2 separate regions of the Homo sapiens genome follow, and region 2 is linked to region 1. The links are chromatin loops, found by intact Hi-C in ENCODE. Cell type or tissue: heart left ventricle. All regions are shown on one strand. Links, peaks and the distances in the headings refer to the core of each region. The heading gives the core; the rest is flanking DNA.

Evidence for each region. Hi-C counts contacts between places; a loop is a spot of excess contacts. Peaks named below come from ENCODE experiments on the same cell type or tissue, not always from the same donor. Only the 100,000 strongest peaks of a DNase experiment are listed, where the experiment ranks them.
Region 2: it touches region 1 in a loop (8-fold over the local background); 2 of 110 quality-filtered maps call a loop at or near these places.

The regions. Positions count from the first base shown.
Region 1 is chr13:93,449,905-93,458,252 of GRCh38, reverse strand. All of the region lies in intron 1 of GPC6 (glypican 6), which reads right to left. Among named protein-coding and RNA genes, the nearest start is that of GPC6, 230 kb to the right of the region's middle. In heart left ventricle, for the core only: no CTCF peak of the experiment used is centred there; a DNase peak (open chromatin) is centred at 3,352.
Region 2 is chr13:93,498,423-93,506,770 of GRCh38, reverse strand. The region is part of intron 1 of GPC6 (glypican 6); the gene reads right to left. Among named protein-coding and RNA genes, the nearest start is that of GPC6, 280 kb to the right of the region's middle. In heart left ventricle, for the core only: no CTCF peak of the experiment used is centred there; no DNase peak of the experiment used is centred there; H3K4me3 peaks cover 522 bases.

The DNA of each region.
Region 1 (8,348 bases), core at 144-8,143:
AAGCTAAAGACCATATAGAAAGTTACTGTGTAACTGTGTCTCTCCTGAGCAGTATGTGTGATCACAGTCCTATTGTGTTACCTTTAAGATTCTCCTTTCTACAAAACAAATAAATTAGATCTGAGAAAGACCCATACACATGTTCTTTCAGCCTTGTACCATGGTTATCTGTGCATGGGAATTGCCATAGTATATCCAACAAATACTCCCCACAATATAAACTAGAGTAGCTTTTACTCATAAAGATGCACCTTCCATTTTCATTTCAGGAATGAATCCTCCCTGAGTGAGGGAGAGGCAGAAAGGAGAACTAATTAATGGCTCAACATTTCAAGTCCTAGGAAAACAACCTTATTTAGCTAGACAGCTACAAATCTTGTCAAGACTTCGAAATAGATGTCTAGTTTTCTTTTTTTTTTAATATTGATCGACAGATACATGGATGAAGGTATACTCCTTCTCATTAGTATCTCTGGTTCTCCTCTTTCTTGTCACATAGGATGAACTGCGTTTCTCTACTTCTTTGAATTTAAGTGAGGAATGTGATACATTTCAGTCAATAAAATTTTAGTACAAGACATGCATCACTTTCCAGTACAAATTTTTTTTTGCTGGTCCTAAACCTTTCGGAGCTTTCTTCCCTTACTTGGGAGATCATGGAAGCAGATGCTACATGAAGGCTCAACACTGAGCCACAGCTTGCAGGATGATAGAAGAAGTACCAAGAACCCCACTGAAATTTAAGAAAGAAACATACCTTTGTGGTTCTAAGACACTGGAATTTTGGAGTCATCTGTTATCACAGAATAACCTACATTATCTGTTGAGGGTTGAATTTTGTCTCTCCAAAATTCATATGTTGACATCCTACCCCACAGTAGCTCAGAATGTGACCTTATTTGGAAATATGTCACTCCAAATGTAATTAGTTGGGTAAAGATAAGGTCATAGTGGAGTAGGGTGGTCCCTTAATCCAATAAGAACTAGTGTCTTTATAAAAAGGGGAAAGTTGGACACAGACACACATAGAGGGAGAAGGCCATATGAAGTGTATTAGTCCATTCTCATGCTACTAATGAAGACATACCTGAGACTGGTAATTTAGAAAGAAAAGAAGTTTAATTGACTCACAGTTCTACATGACTGGGGAGGCCTCAGGAAACTTAGAATCATGGCAGAAGGTGCCTCTTCACAGGGTGGCAGGAGAGAGAATGAGAGCGGAGTGAAGGAGGAAACTCCTTGTAAAATCATCGGATCTGGTGAGAACCCACTTACTATCATGAGAACAGGATGGGGGAAACCACTGCCATGATTCAATTATTTCCACCTGATCCCACCCTTGACATGTGGGGATTATTACAATTCAAGGTGAGATTCGGGTGGGGACACAGCCAAACCATATCATGAAGATAAAGGCAGAGAGTAGGATGATGGAGCAGAAGCCAGTGAACACCAGAAATTGCCCACAAACCACCAGAAGCTACAAGATGCTAAAACAGATCACAGCCCTAAAAGGGAACCCTGCTGACACCCTTATTCCTTATTCCTTACGTCTCTATTCTTTTCCATATATTATCTTTCTCCTGGGGAGACAGGCAGGTGACATACAAATCTGAGACTTTCAGCCTCCAGAACTGTGAGACTATAATTTCTGCTAAGTCACCCAGTTTGCGGTTCTTTGTAACTACAGCCCCAGCAAATGAATACACTATTCTAATACAACTATCTATTGTTTCAAGCAGAAGATAATGTATGTTAGGGGAGAGGAGGGAACAACTAATAGTTACAGTAAGTAACAAGGAGATACAATCTGTTTTCCTGAAATTACCTACTTGTCATTTAAAATTTCTTTCATTATCATTTTAACAGTAGGGATAATTTTATACCTGATTTCTATAACTAAGAAAATATGCTTCTGTTCAAAATTAAAGTGTCCACAACTTAAATAAAGAAAACGAGAAAGTTCATTCAACTTTCTCGGAGGCCATTTTCATATTTACATGATCCTGTTCTGTTGTCTCTTAATTATGAATGCTGAAGCTTTTAAGCTTTAGAGGATCCAATATGTTTGCAATGAATGATTAAGGGTTCATAAAGTTTTTACCAGCACATTAATCTCCAGGTGCAGAGAAAGTCAAGACACTTGTTACAATTCTCCAGCCCTCGCACAAGGTTGCCTCAGGAAATGTGGTAAACAGCTACAAAGCTGGCTCCCTGAGATAGCACCTAAACACATCAACTTCAAAGAAATGCCGTCTAAAAAAATAAGTATTCTACTTTTAGTTAGTTGGCCTAGTAAATAAAGAGAACTTTATTTTACAAGACTCTTTCTTTCTGAAATGAAACACTCCATGAACAGCAGTTCATGACGCAGAACTTAGAAAAGCGGTAGATGCTTGATATTTGAGAGGGTTGTGTCTTTAGTCCCCTGCACAGAGTACTAGGGGTCTCGAGGGAGAATACTTGCAGACTAACAGGATGAATGGAGAAAAGAGACACAATGAAACATGCCTGTTAGGCCAGCAACTAGGACCTTCCACCAGCCTCACTTCAACCAATTCAACCATAATAATTCCTTTCTCTTAGAAATCCCACACCCCATGGCTTTTTAGATAATGACTATCATTTTCTTGCCATCTTTTTGCCTCCATCTTGGGTTTTCTTTCCTGGCTCTTGATTTTTGAGTCTACCTGCTAAAGAGTGATTTCTCCAAGGCTTATTCCTCACCTCTCTATTCTTTTCCATATATTACTTTTCTCTTGGGGAGACAGGCAGGTGACATGGAAAAACTGCAGGTTTTAAAGCCAAACATACCCAAGCTGAAGGCAGGCTCCAGATTTGTTAGTTGATCAAAACATCAACCTCCTTGAGTTTCTTTTCCTTCGTTTGGAAATAATCATACTGAGAGGTGACAGCGTGCTGGCAGTCCTCACAGCCCTCCCTCGCTCTGGGCGCCTCCTCTGCCCGGGCTCCCACTTTGGCGGCACTTGAGGAGCCCTTCAGCCCACCGCTGCACTGTGGGAGCCCCTTTCTGGTCTGGCCAAGGCCGGAGCCGGCTCCCTCAGATTGCAGGGAGGTGTGGAGGGAGAGGCGCAAGCGGGAACCGGGGCTGCGTGCGCCGCTTGCGGGCCAGCTGGAGTTCCGGGTGGGCGTGGGCTTGGCGGGCCCTGCACTCGGAGCAGCCGGCCGGCCCTGCCGGCTCCGGGCAATAAGGGGCTTAGCACCCGGGCCAGAGGCTGCGGAGGGTGTACTGGGTCCCCCAGCAGTGCCAACCCACCGACGCTGCGCTCGATTTCTCACCAGGCCTTGGCTGCCTTCCTGCGGGACAGGGCTCGGGACCTGCAGCCCGCCATGCCTGAGCCTCCCACCCCCTCCATGGGCTCCTGTGCGGCCCAAGCCTCCTCGACAGCTCCACCCCCTGCTCCAGGGCGCCCACTCCCATCGACCACTCAAGGGCCGAGGAGTGCAGGCGCAGGGCGCGGGACTGGCAGGCAGCTCCACCTGCAGCCCGGGTGCGGGATCCACTGGGTGAAGCCAGCTGGGCTCCTGAGTCTGGTGGGGCCTTGGAGAACCTTTATGTCTAGCTCAGGGATTGTAAATACACCAATGAGCACTCTGTCTCTAGCTCAAGGTTTGTAAAAACACCACTCAGCACCCTGTCTCTAGCTCAAGGTTTGTAAACACACCACTCAGCACCCTGTGTCTAGCTCAGGGTTTGTGAATGCACCAGTGGACACTCTGTATCTAGCTACTCTGGTGGGGCCTTGGAGAACCTTTATGTCTAGCTCAGGGATTGTAAATACACCAATCTGCACTCTGTCTCTAGCTCAAGGTTTGTAAACACACCAATCAGCACCCTGTGTCTAGCTCAGGGTTTGTGAGTGCACCAATCGACACTATCTAGCTACTCTGGTGGGGCCTTGGAGAACATTTATGTCTAGCTCAAAGGGTTTGTGAGTACACCAATGGACACTCTGTATCTAGCTACTCTGGTGGGGCCTTGGAGAACCTTTATGTCTAGCTCAGGGATCGTAAATACACCAATTGGCACTCTGTATCTAGCTCAAGGTTTGTAAACACACCAATCAGCACCCTGTGTCTAGCTCAGGGTTTGTGAATGCACCAATCCACACTCTGTATCTAGCTACTCTGGTGGGGCCTTGGAGAACCTTTGTGTGGATACTCTGTATCTAACTAATCTGGTGGGGACACGGAGAACCTTTATGTCTAGCTCAGGGATTGTAAATGCACCAATCAGCGCCCTGTCAAAACAGACCACTCCGCTCTACCAATCAGCAGGATGTGGGTGGGGCCAGATAAAAGAATAAAAGCAGGCTGCGGGAGCCAGCAGTGGCAGCCCGCTCAGGTCCCCTTCCACACTGTGGAAGCTTTGTTCTTTTGCTCTTTGCAATAAATCTTGCTACTGCTCACTGTTTGGGTCCACGCTGCTTTTATGAGCTGTAACAATCACCGCGAAGGTCTGCAGCTTCACTCCTCAAGTCAGCCAGACCACGAGCCCACCGGGAGGAACGAACAACTCCAGACGCACTGCCTTAAGAGCTGTAACACACACCGCGAAGGTCTGCAGCTTCACTCCTGAGCCAGTGAGACCGCGAACCCACGAAAAGGAAGAAACTCCGAACACATCCGAACATCAGAAGGAACAAACTCCAGATGTGCCACCTTAAGAGTTGTAACACTCACTGCGAGGGTCCGCGGCTTCATTCTTGAAGTCAGTGAGACCAAGAACCCACCAATTCCGGACACAATACTTCCCTTAAAAGTTACTTATGAGATTTACATAAACTCAACTTCAACTTGTGTAAAGTGCACAGTACATGGTAAGCACTCCACAAAGTCTAATGCCTGACTCTTGACGATCTCACTCAATGTTCTAATTTCAACTTGCTTTCACACCATAAACTGGGAAGGCTAGTCAAAAGAAAGGTAGGAATGGAAAGCCACATTAAACACAGGGGCATATTGAATGAAAGTGGGGGAAGAGGAAGGATTTTAGAATTAGAGAAAGCAGATTTTAGAACCAGAGAATGCAATTCAGGAATGACTTGGGTCTTCGACGCCATCAGTAGTTAATAATTCAAGAATTAGGCAATGTCCAAGGCTGAAGAGTTTTCACAAAATAATCCTCAAATGTTTTGAAGGCTCCATGGATTTATTAAGCCCATGCAAATAGAGCTTATCATTTAAGAATCACTCAAAGTAGTCTCAAAACACAAGTAGGGTACATAAGTTAAGCTTACAAAGCTAATTCATATGTGCAAAGGTATGTCATGCTGGAGGGAAAGGTTGGCACATTACAGGAATTGGGGAAATGAACCAGTGACATAAATGGCAAGAGTTTTGGATTAGGAAACCATCATTAGCCCATATGTAATATACACCAATGCTTCTCAATATCTACTTTAATCCATGTTCTGTTTGAGTTTTGGATTAGGAAACCATCATTAGCCCATATGTAATATACACCAATGCTTCTCAATATCTACTTTAATCCATGTTCTGTTTGAATAAACACAAATATGTCTTAGTTGTTCAAATTTTATTTAAAATCTCAATGTAAATAAATTGGTAAGACTAAAAGAAGCAAAACAATGGGCCAAAGTGCCACTACATTTGATCATTAGTATAAACAAAAAGACAAGTTGTATAGCTTCCACTTGAGGCTTACTATTTCATGGTAAAAAGGGTTAATACTCATAGACATCTTATAATTATGACCGTCATGTAAATATGATAGTAATTCTCAAAGAAGCGCTGAAGCAAAAGATATCATATTTTAAAACAGATGACAATTGACTCAAGTGTTTCCAAATCAAAGGGTAATGCTTATTAGATCAGCTATTGTTAATTGGCTGAGGAATACATTTCTAATATACTTTAAAATATTTTATATCACTTTAAGCAAACTGAACAAGTGAATATACAATGCCTTGCTTTGTATGCAGTAGAAAAATCTGTCTCATAGTATCAAGGCTTACTTATAATCCTGAAAATAGTATGAGATGCTACTTGAAAAATAGTTATTACTATGGTTGGCTGGATAAAGTTATTTTTTTCTAAAAGCAAATAGGCTGAAGCATGACTGCAAACCAATTTCAGCTATAACAGCTACCATGTAGCACATAGCATCACCTCACTACCTAACACATTCTAATAAAGTTTACTGTAACATAAAATATTGCTGTATTGTTAATGATACTGCAACTTGAAGCGACCCAGAGAAAGCATTTGCTATTATTATTTTTTATTGTTAGCATAAAGATAAACCCAGCTAAGATGGCATCTCAATTTTTTCTTCCACCTAGATTAACTACATCTTTTCTGAAATACACTGCTCTGGTATCATAGATATTAGAAAAAGTCAATAGTAATTAAATGCATTAACGAGTTTTACATTGGAGCATCTGGTGGCTGACACAGCTTATAAATCTGAAAACCCGAAAGTACCTGATCCCTCAACTAGAATGCTATTGAATTTTTAAAAAGAATTTTGTTTTAAATTTAGCATCATCAAATTCGAGAATGAGACAATCATTTAGTAAGGATTGGAAAACATTTTTGTAGAGGGTCAGTTAGCATAAATGTTAGGCATTGTAATAAGGTCCCTGCTGCAACTACTCAACTCTGTGGCTATGACACACAAGCTTCCATGTACAACATGTACATGAACGGGCATGATGGTGTTCCAACACAATTTTATGTGTGAAAACTGAAATTTAAATATTATATAATTTCCACTTGTCAGGAAATATTCTTTAAAACATTCCCCTCCCCCAACCATTTAAAAACGTAAAAGCCATTATTAACTTGTGGGCCACACAAAACCAGACAGCAGGGCACATTTAGCCCACAGGCCATAGTCTGCCAAACCCTATTTTAATACAACATCTAAATGAATGAACTAGGAAAAGATCTAGATGAGGAACTACACATAGAGCAGAAGTTTTCTCAGCTCAAAGATTTGCAATACATTTTTAACTGGAGAAAAAGCTAAAGCTTTAATTTTGTGAGTAATATAAATTACTTTTAAAGACAAACTCATTTCCTTGCTCCAATAACCTGGTCCTCTCCACATGCTGTCTATCTCAATGATATACCCAGTTGCCCAGCCCTTCAATTAGACATTATCTTTGATTCTTTTCTCTCTCTCTTAAACTTATCCAATCACTTGCTCCTGCCAGATCTTGCCCTTAAATAACTTTCAAAATTATCTGTAATGTATTATCCTGTTATAGACCACCATCCCTTCAAGCTTAGATTATTTTAACAACCTTTTCACTGGTCTAGATGCCTTCAGGCTTACTGGACTCCAGTCCATTATCTTCATTGCAGCTGGAGCTTTCTATTTTTCCATGACAAATTGATCATATTAACTCTTCTATGTATGCCAATGACTTCATATGTCCTCAGGATAAAATACAAATTCCTTGTCATGGCTTACAAGATCTTTCATAAATAAACTATTTCCTAAAGGTTCATCCTTACCTTAAACTGTATTTTATGAAATACAGCCACTAAAAAGTGGGAAGTGTTGGAGCTCCTAGCAGCTTCTACTCCTTCCACAGAAGTACGCATTCTTCAGGGAAATGCAGAAGTTGAGGGAGCTATTATATCTCTTCTATGCAAAGTGCAGATGCATCAGAAAGAAACACCTTTGACCAGTCCCCACAGCTGCAAAGAAGAGAGTGGTATTGTGTGGGAGTGGGAGGTTCTTGCAGCAACAAGTACTGAAGTTTTTCTAAGTTTACACTTGTTGAATGACAACAACTTTCCTTACTCATAAAATAAGAATGAGCACTTATGGCTCAATTCCAAATTGACATAAAATATCTGCAAAGCACTTTGGGATTACAGATGAGGAGGCTCACATAATTAAAACATGTGATGAGATTACATCAGGAAGCCAGTGTATTGCTAAGAAGAAGAAATTAACAAAAGGCTGACTTGTTATTTTAGTGTCCTCCCTGGAATTGTTAACTTTTTATGTTACTTTCTCTGTCTTGCTCAACTGTAAATATTTGGCTCTTGTGATAAAAATGCACAAACATAAAGTCTGAGAAGCTACTAACTGGAAGTGAGAAAAAAACTCCAGTGGTGGATAAAACAAATAATGAACACTAGAGAACTATGAGCAAGAGTGGAACCTGGCCAGGCGCGGTGGCTCACGCCTGTAATCGCACACAGCACTTTGGGAGACTGAGGCAGGCAGGTCACGAGGTCAAGAGATCGAGACCATCGTGGCCAACATGGTGAAATCCCATCTCTACTAAAAATAGAGCGAGACACCGTCTCAAAGAAAAAAAAAAGAGTGGAACATGATTAAGTGG
Region 2 (8,348 bases), core at 202-8,201, 48 kb before region 1:
CCACGCCCGGCCTACTCCGGGCTTTTTAAAGTACATTCCTTATAGTCTGAAAGAAGAGAGAAAGTTTAGAGCCAGGATATTCAAATAGAAACCACCATGCTTATAAAGTGGGTTATGGAACCATTAATTGTCTGCTTAGAGCCTCAATTATAAGACCTCTAGGGTACCATTTCAAAAATTAAAGTTCTGAGATGCACTGGTAGCCTGGAAGAGTTTATAGCCTCCAGAAATGCCTAGCCCTCCCACAGGGAAAGGAAAGTACATATTGGTAAGTCAGCCTCATATGGAAGAGTTATCTTTTACCTCTTCCTTTTGACTTCCGGACATGCTAGTATAATGATCATTTGAGTAATATCCTAATAGCTACCAAGTTAGTGAACTCTCAGTTTTTCTTACTGGAATAAAGCACGGGAAACATTTCCCAAGATAAAATGGTTAATTTCTTATTGGCTAGCTGAAAGTGCATGAAACAATCCACCAAGTACACAGCCCCCCTCAAATTTTGCAAATCCTCTAAACAAATGAATCCACCTTAGAATACATTCTGTGGGTTTAATGGAGAGCTCCTAACCTTTCTCTCACTTCATTAATGATAGAAGTGGGGTGGAGTGGGCTCTGAACTGTGCAGATATGCTAACATACCAAACCAGACCCAATAAACAACTTTCTCCTATCTGAAGAAATGGCTTACAGCAAACAAAGCCTAGTGGTCACAGGACATAACCTCGGCAGCAATAACTGTATCCAATGACAACAACAGGAGAAGAATGAGATAAAGTAGAAAAACGCACATAGCCCAAATCTTAGGAATGGGAATAACGAGTCTATTTTATAATAGATACACAGGCAGTCCTCAATGTTTGCAGGTCCTGTTTTGCAAATCTTCTTATTCACTACAATTTATTCCTATGTCCCAAAGTAATACAGCACTTTCATAGTCATTCACTAACCTGTGCAGAGCAGCAAGCAGTTTGAGTCATCTGATACACATGTTCCCAGCTGAGGACAAACAAAGCAATGCTTTGCCTTGTTTCAATTGTCACACTTAAACAAGTGCCCCTTTCATGGTCTATTTAGTGCCATATATAAATTCTTTTGCATTTTTGTGCTTTTCCTTGGTGATTTCACTGTTTAAAATGGCCCCCAGCTGTAGTGCTGAACTGCTGTCTAATGTCCCTAAGCAGAAGGCAGTGATGAGCCTTATAAGAAAATATGCATGTCAGATAAGCTTCACTCAGACGAGTTAGAGTGTTGGTTGAGTGCCACTGGCTGTAAGTGCAATGTTAATCTCTCTTTCTCTCTCTCTCTCTCTCTGTCTCTGTGTGTGTGTGTGTGTGTGCACGTGTGTGAGAGAGAGAATGAGAGTTTTTAAACAGTAACACACATAAAACAAGGATGTATGCTAATAAGCTAATGAAAATAGTGTAACTAGAGACTTACAGGGGACCTAACCATGTATTTCCCCCAGGAGCAAAAGTTCAATATTTGGCAATCCAGTGTGCAGCTAGTTTACAGATCATAACTACTGCAAAAAATGAGGCTAAAGCAAGGCCAAGGGCTTCTCTTAGGCCCCTGCTAATATGACATTTTGACTAATATACTACTATATTAATTGTATCACCATAACATGGCTGTAAATATTATGCTATGTTTAATGCAATCTGAACTCCAGATCAACTACCTTTGTATTCCTTTCACATCCGTTTCCATCAAATATGTCTCAAAATAAACTACAGCAACACAACATATTATTACATTGGCCCATTATTTTGTTAAACTGTCATGGTTTGTTTCACACTCAAAGAGGTACAGATTTGTACTGTGTAAGAGAACAGCACTAGGGTTAGACATAACTTTGACTTGTACCTGGCTATATATTTACTAGTAATATGAACAGGAACAAATAACTTTACCTTTCTGATGCTCAGTTTCCTGAGGTTGTCAGAGGACTAAACACCATACAGAAAATTTCTTTGGCATGTGAATGGCAGATAGTAGGAACTCAATGTTGTTGTTTTTTTTAGATAATTATTGGTAATTATTTTATTATACTATTGGAAATGTTATTTTTCTTTTTAAGAATAATTATTATCACCTCAAGATTTCTGACCTTTATCCTTCCCTCCAGCTATTTGAGCCAATGCATTCATTCATTTAATACTAATAAAGTACCTTTACTGCAACAAAATATGGGCTTATCACTAAAGATACAATGATGAATAAGACCCAGGTTTCACCCCAAAAAAGTTACAATCCAGTGAGGGAAAGCAGAAAAAAAAAAAAAAAAACTATGTTGTTTTTATTTTTATAATGTGTTGGCAGAATATGCAGGATGCTCTGTAAATCATACAGAAGTGGGGAGAAGGGGTTGAGAGAACCCAAGGTATGTGTCATATATTATATATGTTTAGGATGTTGTTGGTGTAAGTATGTCCTGTTCAATATTTGGAACTCATATTTAATCAGGCATCCTATATTCTTATTTGCTAATTCTAATAACTTTTGAAGGGAAAATCAACTTTTAAACCATATATCAAAATAACATCTGTCTTTGTTTTTAACACATTCCACATCTTTAATTTTAATCTAACAGGATTATCGAATCAAAGGTGTTATGTTTTTCAGTTGAATTGATCATTTTCTCTCTCCTACTCAAAACCCGCCAGTACCTTAATGTTGTACTCTTTCTTTATAGTTTGAAAAGTAAGTAAAATGCACTTTTTGTAATTTTTCCTTAAGCATTTAATCAAAAAACAATCAAAAAGGCAAAATATCAAACTTTTTTTCTCGGAAGAATGTTGTATTAGAAAGGAAGGTGCTAAATCTAAAGGGTTTATCTTATTTCTCAAAAATTACAAGTGATTATATACTATATCTCATATTGTCTAAATATGAAAATGTCAATGTCATCCACCAAAAATGTCACAACCTCTCTGTAACTGGTTCTATTTTAAAACATTATACTTAACACAAAGTAGTTGAGGTTATTAGCATTCACTTTTCTCTTTCTGATAGAGATGACAGCTTCCGTCAATGCTGTACCACTCAAGCCCTAGAATTCTTACTATGGCTTTCTCTCATCTAGTCCCCCCACCACATAAGATTCCATTGCTACAGCTTCCAGTAGTAGATTCCGATATACACACAAATGGAATATCCAGCAATAACAGGCATTATCACCATTCACCAATGTCCATGTTGAGGACTGCTATCTAAGAGCAGGAGTCAGCAAACACTGACCTAGAGGAAAAATCCCTCTTGCAGCCTGTTTTCTGTGGCCCACCAGCTAAAAATGGTGTTTACATTTTGAAAAGTGAAATATGAAAATAACTGCTATCCCTGCAGCGAGATTATTGCTCAATGTTGCCCTTTGGCTAGCAATGCTTAAAATATTTACTGTCTGGTCCTTTATAGAAAATTGTGCTAACTGCTGCCCTAAAGATTCACCCAGACCCACAGCAACAAATAACTTGTGTGAGCAAGAAATAAACTTGTGTGAGACAACAAAGATGTGCAGTATTTGTCATAGTTGTAATTTAGAACTTGGTAGCAATAAGCTTCCCTGAGACTCAACTTTCCTGTTATAAAATGGGTGCACATTAAATGAGATGATGTACATGAATTGATAACTAGTAGTCCTAAATGATACAGGATGGTATGCCCATGGTGAGGATGTATGGAAGGGAGGTAAAACAATGAATGGATTACAAAAATATTTTCTATCTACTTCACAGTTTTGCCAAAGTGCAACCTTATCTACAATAAATTAGTTGGCAAATGTTTAAACTCTTCTTTTTTTAAAATTTTAAACTTTTTTCATAATTATTTTAGTACATTTTATTATTACCTATGCTTTTGAAGTTAGTTACATCTATAGTATCTGGTAGAAATATTATATAATAATGTGCTACACGCAGCCCTTCCTAATTCTACATACAGTGACATCACATTGCTAACTTGAAGCTAACCGTGGTAGGAGCATTTACCCCATGGAAATTGGCAAATATTACAAATCAGGGCTTTGTTTATTGTTTTGCTGATTGTCTAGACTAAGAAGCAGAAAGCATGATAATAATACAGAAAAACGTTATAACATACTATCTCTATAGCTGTCACACTGTGAATAGCATAAAAAATGTTGAAGAAATATTCTTCCAGTGTTCCAAAACTATTATCCAATTCAGCAGTTACTCACATCACTGATGAACAAATGAAGTTCCAACACATCTTGGTAATTTCACATTTGTCTTTCTCATTAATGTAAACAAAAACATCAACCAACATTCAAACTACACTTGTTAGTCAATTAAAACCACAGGTTGGGTATAGATGTAAGAGTTTGGCAAAAATTGAAGAACACATTCTGTAAGAGTCCATTGGCTATATGGAATTTATATTTAAAATATTGTTATTTACAAAGTATGTGGGGCATATTCATTACATTAGTGAAATTTCTCTCTCTCTCTCTTTCTTGCTCTCTCGCTCTCACTCTCTTTCTCCCCCTCCCTCTCACTCTCTTTTTCTGGAGAACTGATTTATTTTTGTTTGTTTTGTTTTTGTCCTGTTTTGTGTTTATGTTTAAGAACTGTTAACCAGGGCTTTTGGGATCTACATTGTTACCTTGAAAAGTAACAATTTCCCACAACTGAACATATTGCTACTTAATGAACTAGATATACAGAAAGCCTGAAGATTTTAAATGTGCCTGGGTCTATTACTTTAGATTGAGGAAGAAACATTTTAAAAGACCAATATATATTCTAGCATAAAATCTCTGATCTTCAAGTTAACACTCTTTAATATATACTATTCTACATTCTACTAGAAGTGAGCATTTCAAATTATTAAACATGGATATAATGTTGCTTTAGTTATCTGAAAACTGTAAAAAAGAATTATGTGAAAAGACTACTACTATGGTTAAGTAATTTCTGGTTTATATGAAACATTTGTAAAGATATGAAGTCAAGGCAGTAATTTAGATATTTCAAACTGGTGGTCCACAAGCCGAATTGAAACCACAGGTTTGTTTGTGTTTCAGCTTATTTTGCTTCCATTTATGTGGAGACGAACTCAGTGTCTCACATGAAATGTGAAGATGCAGTAAACTCTTCTTTTTGTCACTTCTTAATTTTTCTAATACATATTTCAGTTAATATTTGGAAGGCACTCTATCAGTTTTGTGGTTCAACACCCACATTTCTGAATGGATAAAGTTGTGCAAAATTTCAAACAAACAAAGAAAACAAAACAAAAAACTATTACTCATTTTTATGTCAACTTTGACAGTCTGAAATTTAGGGAAGATTTCATAGAAAATTTTGCAAAGTAATTTCTGTTCTAGAAATAAGCGTATGGGACCTCAAGCCCTGATTCCTTCACAGAAGGAAGTTTTCTCACCACTTCTGGTTCTCTACCTTATATAAGGTGAGAGATTTTCTAATAGGTATAGTTCTTGGGGCTGATTATTCCCCCAGAGTGCTATTTCTCTTTAGAGGAGTCTGAATCAAATTGGTACCCAGAAGTGTGAGATTTAAGCATTTTAGAAAATGTCCTCTATGACTTCAAAACCCACTACCAACTATCTTTATGTTTTCAGGCTTAGCAATCCTCCTTAATTAAACAATGTATTGGTTACAGGAAACAGTACAAGTGTTTTTCATCTTATTTATAATAATTGACTGACTGCAGGTGGAAAATTTACAAATATTTAGAATAAAGTTCTCGTGTGTGGATAAGATACTGGCATCTCTCAGATAGTACAGAAAATGTGCATAAAGTAACAAAAAGTTCTTGTTAACACAACAGTGCATCACAGACCTAGACTGAGGTCATTGCCATTTTCAGGTGTAATTTCTAACACATCCACATGGATTAATGTCTTGAGTGTGACATGTTGTACAAGGCTTTCCTGTGGGAGAGATTGGGCAACAGTTTTGGAAGAAACAGCTTAGAATTGCTGTTACAAACTTAATGTTCTTAGTGCTCATTGTCTATTTTTAAGCATAACACTTTCTACACTCCTTAAAAAATGATTATATGGAAGCCCTCTCATGGTGCAAGAACAAGATTTTCGTTATGGAAAACTGATATTTAAACAGAGCTGTTTAAAAACTTTAAAAAATATTTCTATCATGCATTGATTTGGTTCCAAATAAAACATACGAGTTAATGTTGAAGAAGAGCTTTGAGGATGTAAAATAGATATATGTTCGTGGGATATTAAGTAATATGCAATTATTTTTTTTGCAGTTTGGATGCCTTTCATATAGAAATGAGTTTTTTCACTGCTTCATAGAAGCACAAATGAAAATGTTCTCCTACTAGCTGGCCCTGGCATAGCTTGCCGGCTCCAACTGTTCCTCAAATGCTCTTTTATTCCAACGATCTGAAGCTCTAAATTTATTCACTAGCCACAACCTTGACATCATCCAGGTCTCTACACTCTCTTTTCAAAATTCTAAGTGTTTTGCTTTCTTATTCCTTACCAAGTTATTACAGGAATCATCAGATAAATCCGTTAGTCCCACAGTTACTCTTCTGCCAGCACTTAAGATTTCCTGTTTCCATGCCTTCCCTCCCTGTAGCTCACACCAAATGCCAACCTGGAATTGCTTACAGCATCTGTCCTATCTGCTCGTGGTGGGTTTAAGTATGCCAAAGAATGCCAAAAAATAAAAGGATTCAGCACTGAGAAACAGAGGGAATGACAAGCAGGAAGTGCTGTAAGCACTGAAGAGTGATGACTTTCCACGGCAGAAACGGGCCAAGTGAGCCTTGAAGAGTGTGTAAGATTGTCATTCACAGATGAAGCTGGGAAGATACAAGCAAAAGCCTCCACAGACACTCATCCTAAGGCATACCTTGAAATTTAAAAGCAGTTACAATTTACTATACTAAAAGCTCAGTCAAGTCACATCTAACTTTGTAACACAAGAAAGGCAACTCGTGGCTGTCACAGTCAAACATCAACAAATCTAAGGAAAGAATCATAAATAATGAGAGATATATTCATTTCTCTACTGAGGTTTGAAAGAGCTAGATCCTAGTTGCAGTTTGCAAGGAAGTGCCAGAAATCAGCATGTCGTCCACTCAGCATCCGCCTCCCTATTCTATTTCCTAACTTTGTCCAGATTTTCATTCAGGTGTTCACTCCTCCCACATGCAGGAGAAGCTAGCTCATGAATTAATCAGTATAATCCATGCCATTGCCTATTCTATGACTGGCATATGAAGTCAGAGAGGACAAGTGCCCTAACTCAGTCCCGTTCCAGGACACGCTTAGAGATGAGGATGGCAGTTCTTTCTCATGAAGTGAATGCCAATATGAAAAATGGAAACCCCAGTGGCAGCAGGAGCTGACTGATGACTTTGACAGAATGTTCAAGTGTCTAAATGTCTTCTAAGGACTTTGCCTTGTCCTAACAAACTCCCTTTTATGACAACAGAAACTCTTGAGTTTAGTGTGAATTTGGATCTCTGACAACTAAGCAGATGTGGAAACAAACTCTTTTTTAATCTTAAAACCAATAATCCATATCCTTAATAATTCCATAAGAACCACATGGATAGTCAGCTGAATTTGCTCACAAGTAGACTTTACTGTAAACTGTGGCTGCCTTTGCCCTCAAAACATGTGTGTATGTGTTTCTGTGTGTGTGTGTGTGTGTGTGTGTGTGACAATTAAGGATTGTGGATATACTATGTTAATTTTTGTTTCCTTACTCAAATACATTTCCAGAATCAATAAATAAATGCTGAATGAATACACAAATGAATTCATAGAAATAAAATTAAAACACAAGGCTTTCTATATAGGCACTTTAGATCCTCTACCCTGCATTCTATTATGCTAACAAATAATCCAATTCATGGGAGAACTATGAGAAGATTTAAATAACTAGGATTTTGAGAAAAAGTCTCTGGATGGCAATGAAATTAAAAAACAGATAAAGTAATATCATAAAGAATATGGCACACATATATTTACAAATGGGACAATATATTAGTTCATTTTAATGCTGCTGATAACAACATAACCGAAACTGGGAACAAAAAGAGGTTTAGTTGAACTTACAGTTCCACGTGGCTGGGGAGGCCTCAGATTCATGGCGGGAAATGAAAAGTACCTCTTACATGGCAGCAGCAAGGGGAAAAATGAGGAAGAAGCAAAAGCAGAAACCCCTGATAAACCCATCAGATCTCATGAGACTTACTCACTATCATGAGAGTAGCACAAGAAAGACCAACCTCCATGATTCAATTCCTCCCACAACACATGGGATTTCTGGGAGACACAATTCAAGTTGAGATTTGGGTGGGGACACAGCCAAACCAGGTCAGACAAT